2 separate regions of the Homo sapiens genome follow, and region 2 is linked to region 1. The links are chromatin loops, found by intact Hi-C in ENCODE. Cell type or tissue: heart right ventricle. All regions are shown on one strand. Each heading gives the region's core, and the rest is flanking DNA. Links, peaks and the distances in the headings are about the cores only.

Evidence for each region. A loop is a pair of places that touch in the nucleus more often than their neighbours do. Peaks named below come from ENCODE experiments on the same cell type or tissue, not always from the same donor. Only the 100,000 strongest peaks of a DNase experiment are listed, where the experiment ranks them.
Region 2: it touches region 1 in a loop (3-fold over the local background); 88 of 110 quality-filtered maps call a loop at or near these places.

What each region holds. Positions count from the first base shown.
Region 1 is chr17:43,758,930-43,765,153 of GRCh38, reverse strand. No RefSeq gene overlaps it. Among named protein-coding and RNA genes, the nearest start is that of SOST, 3.3 kb to the right of the region's middle. RefSeq lists a silencer at 4,419-4,713. In heart right ventricle, for the core only: a CTCF peak has its summit at 4,591 (motif pointing right); a DNase peak (open chromatin) is centred at 4,593.
Region 2 is chr17:43,574,323-43,580,546 of GRCh38, reverse strand. No RefSeq gene overlaps it. Among named protein-coding and RNA genes, the nearest start is that of ETV4, 31 kb to the right of the region's middle. RefSeq lists enhancers at 921-1,538, 1,519-1,568, 3,632-3,926 and a silencer at 3,642-3,761. In heart right ventricle, for the core only: a CTCF peak has its summit at 3,723 (motif pointing left); a DNase peak (open chromatin) is centred at 3,726; H3K27ac peaks cover 1,390 bases.

The DNA of each region.
Region 1 (6,224 bases), core at 3,603-6,102:
TTTGGACATCCCTCAATGCAGGGTACTGCCTAAAAGCAGAAGTTTGCCCTCCTAATCCAGATATTTCCTTTTTACCACCTACAAGTGGGAGCAAAATCTGTTTTAAAATGCAGCCAATAAGGAGAATCCTCAGTTTCCATTAATTAGAGATAGGGGCCTCCTCCAGAACCAAGTAGAGAATGAAACCGGATGACCTTTGAGAGTCCTTCCAGATCAAAGATTCTATGATCCCAAGGAGTCAAAGGAGCATAATATACTTTCCAAATTTGGCCTGTCATTCAAAGTCTGGTCCAAATGCCACATCTTACCATAAGGATCCCAGATCCTCCCCAGGGGAAAGAGATTGTTCTCTCCTTTGAAGGCCCATAAGAAAATTGTCCTTTTGAAAAAATGCATCTGGTGAGGATGTGGAACAACAGGAACTCTTTGTTTCAGTGGGGAATGCAAAATGGTACAGCCACTTTGGAGGACAGTTTGCAGTTTAGTTTCTTGCAAAACTACACATACTTTTATTGCACAATCCAGCAGTCATGCTCCTTGGTATTTATTCAAATGATTTGAAAACTTAACGTTCGTATAAAAACCTGCACACAGCTGGGCATGGTGGCTCATGCCTGTAATCCCAGCACTTTGGGAGGCTGAGGTGGGCAGATCACTTGAGGTTAGGAGTTTGAGACCATACTGGCCAACATGGGGAAACCCCTTCTCTACTAAAAATACAAAAATTAGCCAGGTGTGGTGGTGCTCACCTGTAATCCCACCTACTCGGGAGGCTGAGCCAGGAGAATCACTTGAACCCAGGAGGCGGAGGTTGCAGTGAGCTGAGATCACGGCACTGCACCCCAGCCTGGGAGACAGAGTAAGACTCCGTCTTAAGACAAAACAAAACAAAAAACCTGTACAAAATGTTTATACCACCTCTATTAATAATTGCCAGAGCTTGAAAGCAACCAAGATGTCCTTCAGTAGATGACAGTAGGTGACTAGATAAACCGTGATACATCAAGACGATGGAGTATTACTCAGTGCTAAAAAAAAAAAATAAGCTGTTCATGCCATGAAAAGACATGGAGGAACCCCAAATGAATATTACTAACTGAAAGAAGCCAATCTGAAAAGACTATGTATGGGTATATTCCAACTCTATATGACATCCTGGAAAAGGCAAAAATAAAGGTACAGTAAAAAGATCAGTGGTTGCCAGGGGTTGGGGAAAGTCGGGGAGGGATGAATAGGCAGAGCAGATAGTTTTTTTGGACAATGAAAATACTGCCCATCTGTATGATACTATAATGGTAGATGTATGTCATTATACATTTGTCCAAAGCCATAGGATGTACAACACTAGTGCTGTGATGTAAACCATGGACTTCAGGTGATAATGATGTGTCATGTAGGCTCATCAATCATAGCAAATGCACCACTCTGGTGGCGGGATGTTGATAACGGGGGCAGCTGTACATGTGTGGGCACAGGACATAAATGAGAAATCTCTGTACCATCCACTCAGTTTTGCTGTGAACCTAAAAGTGCTCCAGAAAAAAAATAAAGTTTTTTTTAGAAAAAAGCATCTGAACCTTTTTTTCAGTGGCATTGATCACCTTCCATCTGGTAGTGGAGTTGTTTGGATGCGGAAATTATTTCTTCCATGGTATGCGAGCTCCTGGAGAGGGAGTGCGTGTCCCCCTTGCTTTATTAAACGTTTGGCGAGTGAACATCGGAAGAAGCAACTCGACAGAAACAAAAGCTGGTAAATAATCACATGGAAAAGCAGCTTTTCTGGAAATTAAGTTTCAACTGTTAAATTCAATGTTTAAAAAAATCGGCTGGGTGCGGTGGCTCCCGCCTGCAATCCCAGCACTTTATGGGATTGTGGGAACACCTGATGTCAGGAGTTCAAGACCAGCCTGGCCGACATGGCGAAACCCCATCTCTACAAAACAAATAAAAAAAATGCAAAAATTAGCTGGGTGTGGTGGCGGGAGTCTGTAGTCCTAGCTACTCGGGAGGCTGAGGCAGGAGAACTGCTTGAACCCAGGAGGTGGAGGTTATATGAGCCAAGATCACACCACTGCACTCCCGCCTGGGTGACAGAGCGAGACTCTGTCTCAAAAAAAAAAAAAAAAAAAAAAAAAAAAATCAACATCCCAAACCCAGTGTTGACAGTCTTATTTATGGGTTGAACTGCATTCCTCCCAAATGCATATATTGAAGTCCTAAGTCACAGTACCTGAGAATGTGACCTTATTTGGAAATAGGGCTATTACAGATGTAACTCGTTAAGATGAGGTCATTAGGCTGGGCCTAATCTAATATGCCTGACCTCCTTAGAAAAAAGGGAAAATTCGAACACAGAGAGAACACCATGTGAAGATGAAGGCAGGGATTGGGGGTGACACTTCTGCAAGCCAGTGAATGCCACAGCTTGTCAGCAGCCAGCAGAAGGCAGGTAAAAGGCCTTCCTCGCTGTCCTCGAAGGAACCAACTCTGCCAATGTCTTGAACTTGCACTCCTAACCTCCAGCTCTGTGAGACGACTTCTGTTGTTTATGCCACCCAATTTGTGGTACTTAGTTACGGCAGCCTCATCAAAGTACCACCTATGGGAGCCTCTATTTTGCAGGTGAGGGCGGGGACTGGGCTTTTTCTGGAAAACAGCCCTGCAATACCCTCATCAGACCACCAAACTCTTCACACTCCCTCAGACACAGCATTCACTTCCAGAAATAACTCTAAAGTTTTGTTTTGTTTTTTTAAACTTTGTGGAATACTACTCAGCCAAAAAAAAAAAAAAGAAAAGAAAAAGGAACATGTTACTGATATGTACAACTTGGATAATGGAAATAATGCTGAGTGAAAAAAAAATCCCCAAAGGCTACATACTAATTGATTCCATTTATATAACCTTTTTTTTTTTTTTTGAGACAGTCTCACTCTGTCACCCAGGCTGGAGCACAGTGGCGCGATCTCAGCTCACTGCAACTTCCGCCTCCTGAGTTCAAGCGATTCTCTTGCCTTAGCTTCCCAAGTAGCTGGGATTACAGGTGCGTGCCACCATGCCCAGCTAATTTTTGTATTTTTAGTAGAGACAGGGTTTCGCCATGTTGGCCAGGCTGGTCTCGAACTCCTGACCTCAAGTGATCTGCCTGCCTTGGCTTCCCAAAGTGCTGGGATTACATGAGTGAGCCACCGCACCTGGCCGCATTTATGTAACAATTTTGAAGTGAAAAAAAAAAATGACAGAAATGGAGATTAGATGAGTAGTTGCCAGGGGTTAGTTGTGGGAGGGAGGGAAAAGGAGGGAAGGAGGTGGGCAACAGGAGAAAGACTTGTGGTCACAGAGCTGTGCTTTATCTTGACTGTGGTGGATCCCCAAATTTACCCGTGACAAGATTGCATAGAACTAAGTATACACACACGTGAATGCGTGTGCACGCACACAGTAGAGGTTAAACCACGGGAGATGTGGGTAAGATTGGTAAATTGTGTCAATATCAATATCCTAGTTGTGATATTGTCCTATAGTTTCGCAAGGTGTTATTGTTGTGGGAAACTGGATAAAGGATACACGGAGTCTGCATTTTCTTTTTTTTATTTTTATTTTTTGAGACGGGGTCTCACTCTGTCATCCAGGCTGGAGTGCAGTGGCCCAAGTATGGCTCACTGCAGCCTCGACCTCAACCTCAAGTGAACCTCCCACCTCAGCCTCCCAAGTAGCTAAGACCACAGGCGTGCGACCCCATGCCCAGCTAATTTTTAAATTTTTTGTAGAGACTAGGCCTCACCATGTTGCCCAGGCTTTTATTTCTTATAAGTATATTTAAATTTATAATTATATCCACATTTTAAAATTTTAATTTAAAAAATTACTCTGAGGCCGGGCATTGTGGCTCATGCCTCTAATCCCCAGCACCTTGGGAGGCCGAGTTGGGCAGATCACCCGAGGTCAGAAGTTCGAGACCAGCCTGAGTAACATGGAGAAACCCCCGTCTCTACTAAAAATACAAAATTGGCCGGGCGTGGTGGTGCATTCCTGTAATCCCAGCTACTCGGGAGGCTGAGGCAGGAGAATTGCTTGAACCCAGGAGGTGGAGGTTGCAGTGAGCCAAGATTGTGCCACTGCACTGCAGCCTGGGCCACAGAGAGAATCTGCCAAAAAAAGAAAAAAAAAAAAATTTCAGCCGTACAAGGATGTTCATAGCAACCCTGCTGGAAATAGGAAAAAAAATTGGAAATAACCTAAACTACTCACAATAGGAATCAGCTAAAACCCTGGGGGTTTAATTCCAGGGAGTACTGTGAACAATGACAAGTTTGTGGACTGAGTAAAAATAAACAGCTGTCAATGACTTAACATTAAATGAAACAGCAGAAGATGTCACAGCAGGTTCTCGCTGAGCCATTCAGAGGGGTGTGGATCATTTAGAGGTTCAAGTCCACTGGATTCTTCTTTTTCCTTTTAATATTACTTCACTTCCAAATAAGGAAAGGAAAGGAAAGGAAATCACGTCCAGTCCTGAGACTTGCCATCCTGCAGTCACCCCTCCTTTTGTCTCCAGCAGGTGGCAGACGCGTTCCAGGGATGAATCCCACTGCCTCTGTTTAATGCAGACGGTCCAGCCGCTCCCAACAGCAGGTGGGGCTATAAGCATCCATCCTACCTGCTCAAGGAACCCAGGCATCAGAACTGCTCTCTCCCAAGTCCATTGCAAGAAGGCAGTCGTCTGGTCATGAGAGGGTTAACAGTCCACATTCCAGAGCAAGGGAAAAGGAGGCTGGAGGGTCATAGACAAGGGGAGGTGGCGCGGAGGGCCAGCTTCTCACAACACTACCGGCTCTGCTGGGAGAGATAGATCACCCCCAACAATGGCCACAGCTGTTTTCATCTGCCCTGAAGGAAACTGACTTAGGAAGCAGGTATCAGAGAGGGCCCTTCCTGAGGGGGCTTCTGTCTGGCTTGTAAAACTGTCAGAGCAGCTGCATTCATGTGTCGGATGATGGATGATGGAAAGGAGGACAGTCGGCTGCAGATGGACACAGCGACTTGCAAGTTGAGGCAGGTGGCAAAGGACTTGCAGAGGCTCTGCAGGTGGGGCATGCTGATTCATTGCCCAGTTAAAATACCAGAGGATCTGGGCAGCCTCTTCACAGGAGCTGCTTGTCCTCAAACAATCTGTCTTCAATGAAAGATTCCTCTGGCCTTCCTTTCTCTTCTTGCACCTCAGGTGTGAATCCTTCTCCCCCACGCCTCTACCTGCCCCCCCGCCCCCCGCCCCGGCCCTGTGTGGCTCATTATATGCAGGGCCAAGGCAGCATTTTCTCTTAGCTTCTTTGTGACCACTTGGTCCTGGGATGGCTTCATGGAACACATCCTGTGGTGTGCACCAATGAAGCTTTCCATACAGGACTCAAAACTGTTTTTGAAAAATGTAACCAGCTGGAAGACAAGAAAATAAAATGTCAGCACTAAAAACGCTGGCTGTGGCTTTTGCTAAGGAAAGGAATTTGGTGTTGTCTTCTCACACACACAGACTGGTTGGGGAAATGACTGTCTTCAGCACATCACCCTGCGAGCCACAGTGAGTGCCCTGGCTCAGAAGTGCCTGTCACAGTGCACAGGATCCCTGAGGAGCATGAGCTGGGATTTCCTCTGTGCTGTCCACCACAGGAGCCTGAGTGACCAGCGCATCCTCGATTTGTAACCAGAATCCTGCCCTCTCTCCCAAGCGGGCACCCTTGCTCTGACCCTCTAGTTCTCTCTCTTGCCTTCCAGAGAATACCAAGAGAGGCTTTCTTGGTTAGGACAATGAATGCTGAGACTTGTGGAGTTGGGACCAATGGGATTTCTTTAAAAGCATCTTTTTGCCTCTGGCTGGGTCTATGGGGGTCAAACAGAAACGCCTTGGGCCATTTGTTGGTGGGGTGACAAATGAACTTGGCCTGAGAAATGGAATAGGCCGGGCTCAGCCCCGCGAAGCACTCAGAACTGCACATTTTCTTTGTTGAGCGGGTCCACAGTTTGTTTTGAGAATGCCCGAGGGCCCAGGGAGACAGACAATTAAAAGCCGGAGCTCATTTTGATATCTGAAAACCACAGCCGCCAGCACGTGGGAGGTGCCGGAGAGCAGGCTTGGGCCTTGCCTCACACGCCCCCTCTCTCTGGGTCACCTGGGAGTGCCAGCAGCAATTTGGAAGTTTGCTGAGCTAGAGGAGAAGTCTTTGGGG
Region 2 (6,224 bases), core at 2,320-4,819, 180 kb after region 1:
CACCATGCCCGGCCTAAGACTGTCCTTTGAAAATGGTGCTTCACCCTCCACAGAGCATGTGGCAGTATGCAGCACAGTCTAAAAAGCCACAATAAATAAACATGGTGGCAATATTTTACTGAAATGTTTGGCAGGGAGAACCTTTATTCTTACCTAAAAACAACTCGGATAGGTTATAAGGAAGAGAGCAACACTTGCATGCATATTACATAAAACACCATCTTCAAAATCATGCAGGCTAAATACAATGCTGTATCCAGGATTAGATCCTGGAACAGAATGAAGATATTAATGGAAAAACTGGTGGAATCCAAATGAAGACTGGAGTTAATTACTAGTAATGTACCAACGTTAATTTCTCAGTTTTGACAAAAGTACCAGAGTTACATAATATGTTACCATGAGGGGAAACTGGGTAAAGGGTATATGAGAACTATGTGCTATCATTGCAGCTTTTCTATAGGTCTAACATTATTCTAAAATGTAATGTTCATTAAAAAAAAAAAAAAAAGCATGTGGCTGCTTCCAGCTTTCTGAATCCCCACCGCACCCTCACCACTCCCCAGCACAAGGTCATCGTCCTCCCCAGCACAAGGTCACCGTCCTCCCCAACAGAGTTCCTTGGGCAGCAACCACTAGAAACCCCACAAAGACCAGCTGGGGCCAGAGGCAGGATGTGTGGTCCTGGGCAGGTCTGAGACAGATCAAACACAAGGTAATCAGTCTGCAGAACCACAGACAACACAGACCTACGCCATGGAATTCCAGATCATTCCAGATCTACAAGTCATTGGTTCATTCCATAAGTATTTATCATAGCACATAGCACGCGCCAAGCACCGTGCTAGGCTGTCTTGAGAATGGAGGTGTGGGGAAAGAGGGATGAGGTACAAAGATGCATACCCAGAGAAGGAATCTCCTCCCTTAAGGAAGCAGTGAGGGGAACAGACGAGCTCCACACACAAAGGGACGGGAGGAGAGGGATAGACACAAAGCCTGCTAGAGGTGATCAGGGAAGGCTTCACAGAGGAGGCAGTATCAGTCCCAGCAACTGTAGCCCAGTTGCTCCCCGTCACCCAAAGACAGCCACACCTGATCCCCTGGCTCAGGCAGCTGGAAAGAGGAGCTGAGAAAAAGGAGAGTCATGCTCTCAGCAAACATCAAGTGCTGTAAGCATCATAAAATCATCATCATCATCATCACCATCAGACACTGATGGCCCAGTGGGAGGCCTGGGACCCTGAAGAGAGCCCAGGTAAGGGGCAAACAGGCTTGGAGGAGGCAATTGCCTAGGGCAGTGGTGTGGGGGTGGGGGGCTGCTTCCCCATACCTGTAGCTAGCAGGGCCGCGGGGTAAGGGGCATGTTGACACAGCTGGTAAGAAAGGCTTTGTCCCTGCCTCATTAATCACTTCAGCACAGGAGCTCCGAGGGAGGGGACGCCCCAGGGGCACTGGGCTAGCTCTCACGGGGGAGCCCCTCAGAGGCAGAGAGAGGTGGCCCGGCTTCAGGCCCAGGAGCCAGGGGAAGGTCTGAAGAGGGCAGGATGGCGTGGAAGGAGGCTGCCCAGGCCCTAGGGACCTACGGGCCAGGGGATTTCCCAGCCAGGATGTTTGTCGCAGAACATCAGCCTTCCTGCCCAGAGGCTAAAGCACTTCCAGCAGGCAGCCCGCAGATGGTAACCCCCTAACAAGAAGGTCCCAGGAGGGGCATATATATTTTCCTTTCTCATTTGGCCAAGCCAGTGTCAGCTGCTTGCCATGCGATTCCTGACCCTCCTGCCCGGGTGTGTGTGTGTGTGTGTGTGTGTGTGTAAAGGGTCACAAGCCTTTACTGAGAACAGAGAGGAGGTCCATCCACCTTTGCTCTGAATGCAGCAAGGGAGAGGATGGGGAAGCAGTGGAATTGTTTCCACTTCTATTATTTACTATTCTCTCCACAAACACTTATGGAACACCTACTATGCGTCTGGCACTGTTCTAGTGACTGGGAGCAGAGAGAACACAGAACAGAGAGAAGGTCTGCTTTTCTGGAGCTTGCCTTCTAGAGGGGGCAGCAGAGAATGGGAAAACATTATGTTCACCAGAGTGGTCAGGCAGGCCAACACCCTTCTGGGCCAACTGAGCTCAGACCTAGTTTCCAGAACCACCCTCCCTGGGCATCCTCTTCCTCCCTCCCAGCCCTCACTGAGGCCTCTCCCAAATCTGAACGTGGAGGCCCCAAGGTGGGCTGGCAGCCGGAAGGCATGAAGAACTCCCCAGGATCCCCTGTCTCTAATGAAAGAGAGAAGCCAGTTCCGGGCAGCTCGCGTCCAGTTTCATTGTAAATCCTCTAGACTGTCGGATGGCCAAGTGGCCCAGGGTCTCCTCTGCCCTCTCTCCTCTGCCTGGGGGGTGAGGGGCTCTTTGCCTCTCCCTCTGTCACTTCCTCACTCCTTTCTCTTTCCCTCCCGCATTCTCTTTCATTCTTTCTCCTCCTTTCTTCTTTCTGCTTCCCCTCCCCAGCCTCTGTTCTCTCTCTGAACCCCCCTCCCCTTCTTCCTGTCTTGCATTTTCCTGCCCAGGAATCAGACCCCAGACAGTACCTAGGAAGTCTGCGGCCTTGCCTAATAGAACCGTAATAGTCCTCAGGGAGGCGCGATAATGACATCCTCCTTAAATAAAAGGACTTAATGGAGATTTCCCAAATTTGAAAACCACATTTCCACTAGCAACCCATTCAGCAAGCGACGGCTCTGGAAAGGAACTCGTGGGAAGCTGCAATGGGGAGGGGGTGAAGTGGCAGGAGGCAAGGAGTTTGTGCAAAGAAGGTTCTATTCATAGGGGGCTTTCTGTGGCAGGACAAAGAAGCTGGTCTGAGGACACAGATCATAAAGGTGGGCCATCTCATCCCTCCTCACCCTATTGGGCCAACTCCTTAAGAGAAGAGGCTCAGCATCAGGAAGTCCTGGATGAGCTACTTCACCCCTCTGAGCCTCAACGTCCTCAGCTGGGAGTTGGGTGTAATCTTCTCCCAGTTACTCAACGAGGGTCAGGAGATTAGCACTCACCTAGTTCCTGACATGTAGCAGAAGCCAAATGCACTTCAGGCTGCCTCCTTAACAAACACAGCCAGACGGGGTCCTCCTAATCCTGGGACTAAGCAGACAAACCAGCCCAGCCCACCCCACCCATTCACCCTGGACTTAAGGGAATAACAAGCTATTGCTGGGGAGGGGGTGGTGGAGGGGAGATCATGGGTTTCTCATCGCCTCTGTCACTAGGATACTGATAAACCGTTAAGTGAGGTGTGGATATAGAGTCAAGATCTTGGGGACTCTGGGATCCCACAATTTATCTCAGGTAATCATGTAAACCTTTTTGGGTCCCACTAGCTCCACTGAAAACAGAGATGCAAAGACTGAACCAAGGACTCTGGAGCCCCCAAGTAATTCCCACTACCCCCCAAACCCAAGCCAAGGATGTGAATGAAGCTAAGGGAAGAGCAGTATGGCAAATGCGTGTTTCATGAATAAACTGTCAGGAGTCCCAGATAAAGGGCACAGCTCTGCCACCAACTCATTCTGTGATATTGGGCAAAGCTCTTCCCCTCTGTGGGCCTCCATTCCCAAGGTGTAGAATCATGGAATTAAGTATTCCCTTTCTAAAAAGAATTTAAACTGGAGGTAAAATTCTTCCCATCTAGGCCTCGTAGCAGTGGAGGATGTGGTTTGTTTGCCAACACTGCCACCTTGTGGCAGCAGCACACAACTCCCGACAGACCTCTGGACTTGGCACCCTGTGGTCAAAGCCCAAGGGACACACGCCCCCTGCCCACCCCACCCCGTTCTACAACGGACACGCATTCCTATCAGCAGAGCGACTCTGTTTCAAAAAATCCCTCACTCACAGCTTGTAACATAGGATGCTCGTTTTTGCAAATAAGACCCTGTCTTGGAAGAGTAAAAGAACTACCATTTCCAGCCCAGCGCTGTGGCTCACTCCTGTAATCCTAGCACTTTGGGAGGCGGAGGCGAGCAGATCACAAGGTCAGGAGTTTGTAGACCAGCCTGGCCAATATGGTGAAACCCTGCAAAAATTAGCAGGGCATGGTGGCACATGCCTGTAGTCTCAGCTACTTGGGAGGCTGAGGCAAATGAATTGCTTGAACCCAGCAGGTGGAGGTTGCAGTTAGCCGAGATCATGCCACTGCACTCTAGCCTGGGTGACAGAGTGAGACTCTGTCTCAATAAATAAATAAATAAATAAATAAATAAATAAATAAATAATAAAAAACCTACCATTTCCAAGCTCCTTTTTTGTGCCAGTGACCACGATAAATATGTTATACATACCTTGTCTTGTTTGATCCTAAAAGCAACACTGTGAGGGAGATATTATCGGCCCTCATTTTACAGATGAGGAGACTGAGGCTCGGAGAGGTAAAGTGATGCCCAGTTTCACACAGCTAGAACGAGATGACCGTGAAACTCCGAGAAAGCTCCCCTAACTCTAGAGCTCAGGCGGCCTGCCCAGGAATGAGTATTCATTATCCTCAGCTACATCAGGCTCCATCTTCACAGGCCTCTGCAGTTGAGGGGGTCACTGAGTTGAAGGGGATGAGAGAGCGAGGTCTCTAAGGAACACCCCTGCCCTACTCCTGGGATGGGAGTGGAGGAAGCCTCACCCTAGCCTCTGGGCTCACCATGCTGACTTAGGGCACATCAGTGCTTTCTGAATGCTCCCTGAAATGCCAAAGAAAAACCACCAGACCCTAAAAAAGGCGTAAACTCATGACTCAGAGGAACCAGGGACTCGACTCCTGTGTCTGGGGCATATTTGTCAATTTATTCTTTTACCACTAAACACCCCCCACCAACCTCCCAGAGTCCATGGCCAATCTGAGGGGGTGAATGAAGACAGAGACCCATCTGGTTCTCATACTGTTAGGAAAAGTGATTCTCCTGGTGCGTTCCTGTGTTATAGGAACAGGACCAGCCCAGTTCCAAAAATTATATATTCATAAAATTGCTTATAAGCAACCCCCACAAACATATTAGAACATCTTTCACAACCCCCACTGCATTTAACCACTCCTATCCCCATAACAGCTGACTTCCCATAAGCAACACGGGCAGCAGCAGGAGAGAAGGAAGGGGGGAGCTGTGAGGATGCCCTTTACCTCTATCTGGGGATATGTATCTGTGATCAACTAATCTTAGCTTAGCTAATCTTAGCTAAGCTAATCTTAGCTGATTCGTGTGAGCTTTGTGGCTTCTTGAAGCACAGTCACCCACCTGTGGGCCCTGGAACTGTCCCAAATAGACCAGGAAATTGTCAATATCTCCCCTACAGTCGGCTGATCTAGATGACATAAATACCGTGGCTCTGTGACTCCCGTTTCTAAAGAGAGACTGTAAAACTCAAAGATTAAACAATAGCAATAATAATAATAAAGGGTGCATGTAGTCACTGGACAGAGAGTTCACCAGCAAAAGGTTGTGTCCAAAAGCAAATGAAAGGAGGAAAGGCACAAGTCTTGCTCCCTGCAACCCTCTGCCCAAGCCAGGCCCTGTCAAGCTCACCCCAATTCCATGTAAACATGCCCCCTTTTAAACTTACTCTAACATTTTCACATTTATTTGCAATGCATCAGCATGTCCAAATGTCCTTTACTGAAGACATTGTCACTGTCTGTTGGTGACGTTCTTTAGCAGCAGCCTTGGCTCTGTGAGACAAACTCAGCAGCTACACACACAGACACAGACACAGACAGACACAGTATGTGCAGCCTGGTGCTGCTGGTGACAACAGGCATGGCACAGGCTGTGCAGCATTCCCAGAACCAGCACACACTATCACAAGAGCTGCTCTCCTACCAATGTGCTCCCAAGTTTTTCTGTTTAACATAGCTTTACCCTGAAGCCCACCAGCCCACCACAGTGTCCCTCGTTCCCTGCCCTGCTTGATGACAGCGAGCTGGAAGAGTCGCTGAAGCAGTGTGCAGGCCAAGCGAACGCCACTGTGCCACGCGAACGCTATTGTGCCATGCGCTTTACCTTATCTTCAGCCGGTTTCTTGGGGACAGGTTTCGCTTCCTTTTAAACTCTAGAGGAGTGGCTCCTGCTAACTGGCAGGACGGTGTCAGGAGGCCTGGTCAAGGGCAAGGCATTGACCTCTAGCTCCCAACACCCAGGTCAGAGCAGGTGTTATAACTCGGAGGGAACTGAGGCAGAGACCTCCAGCTC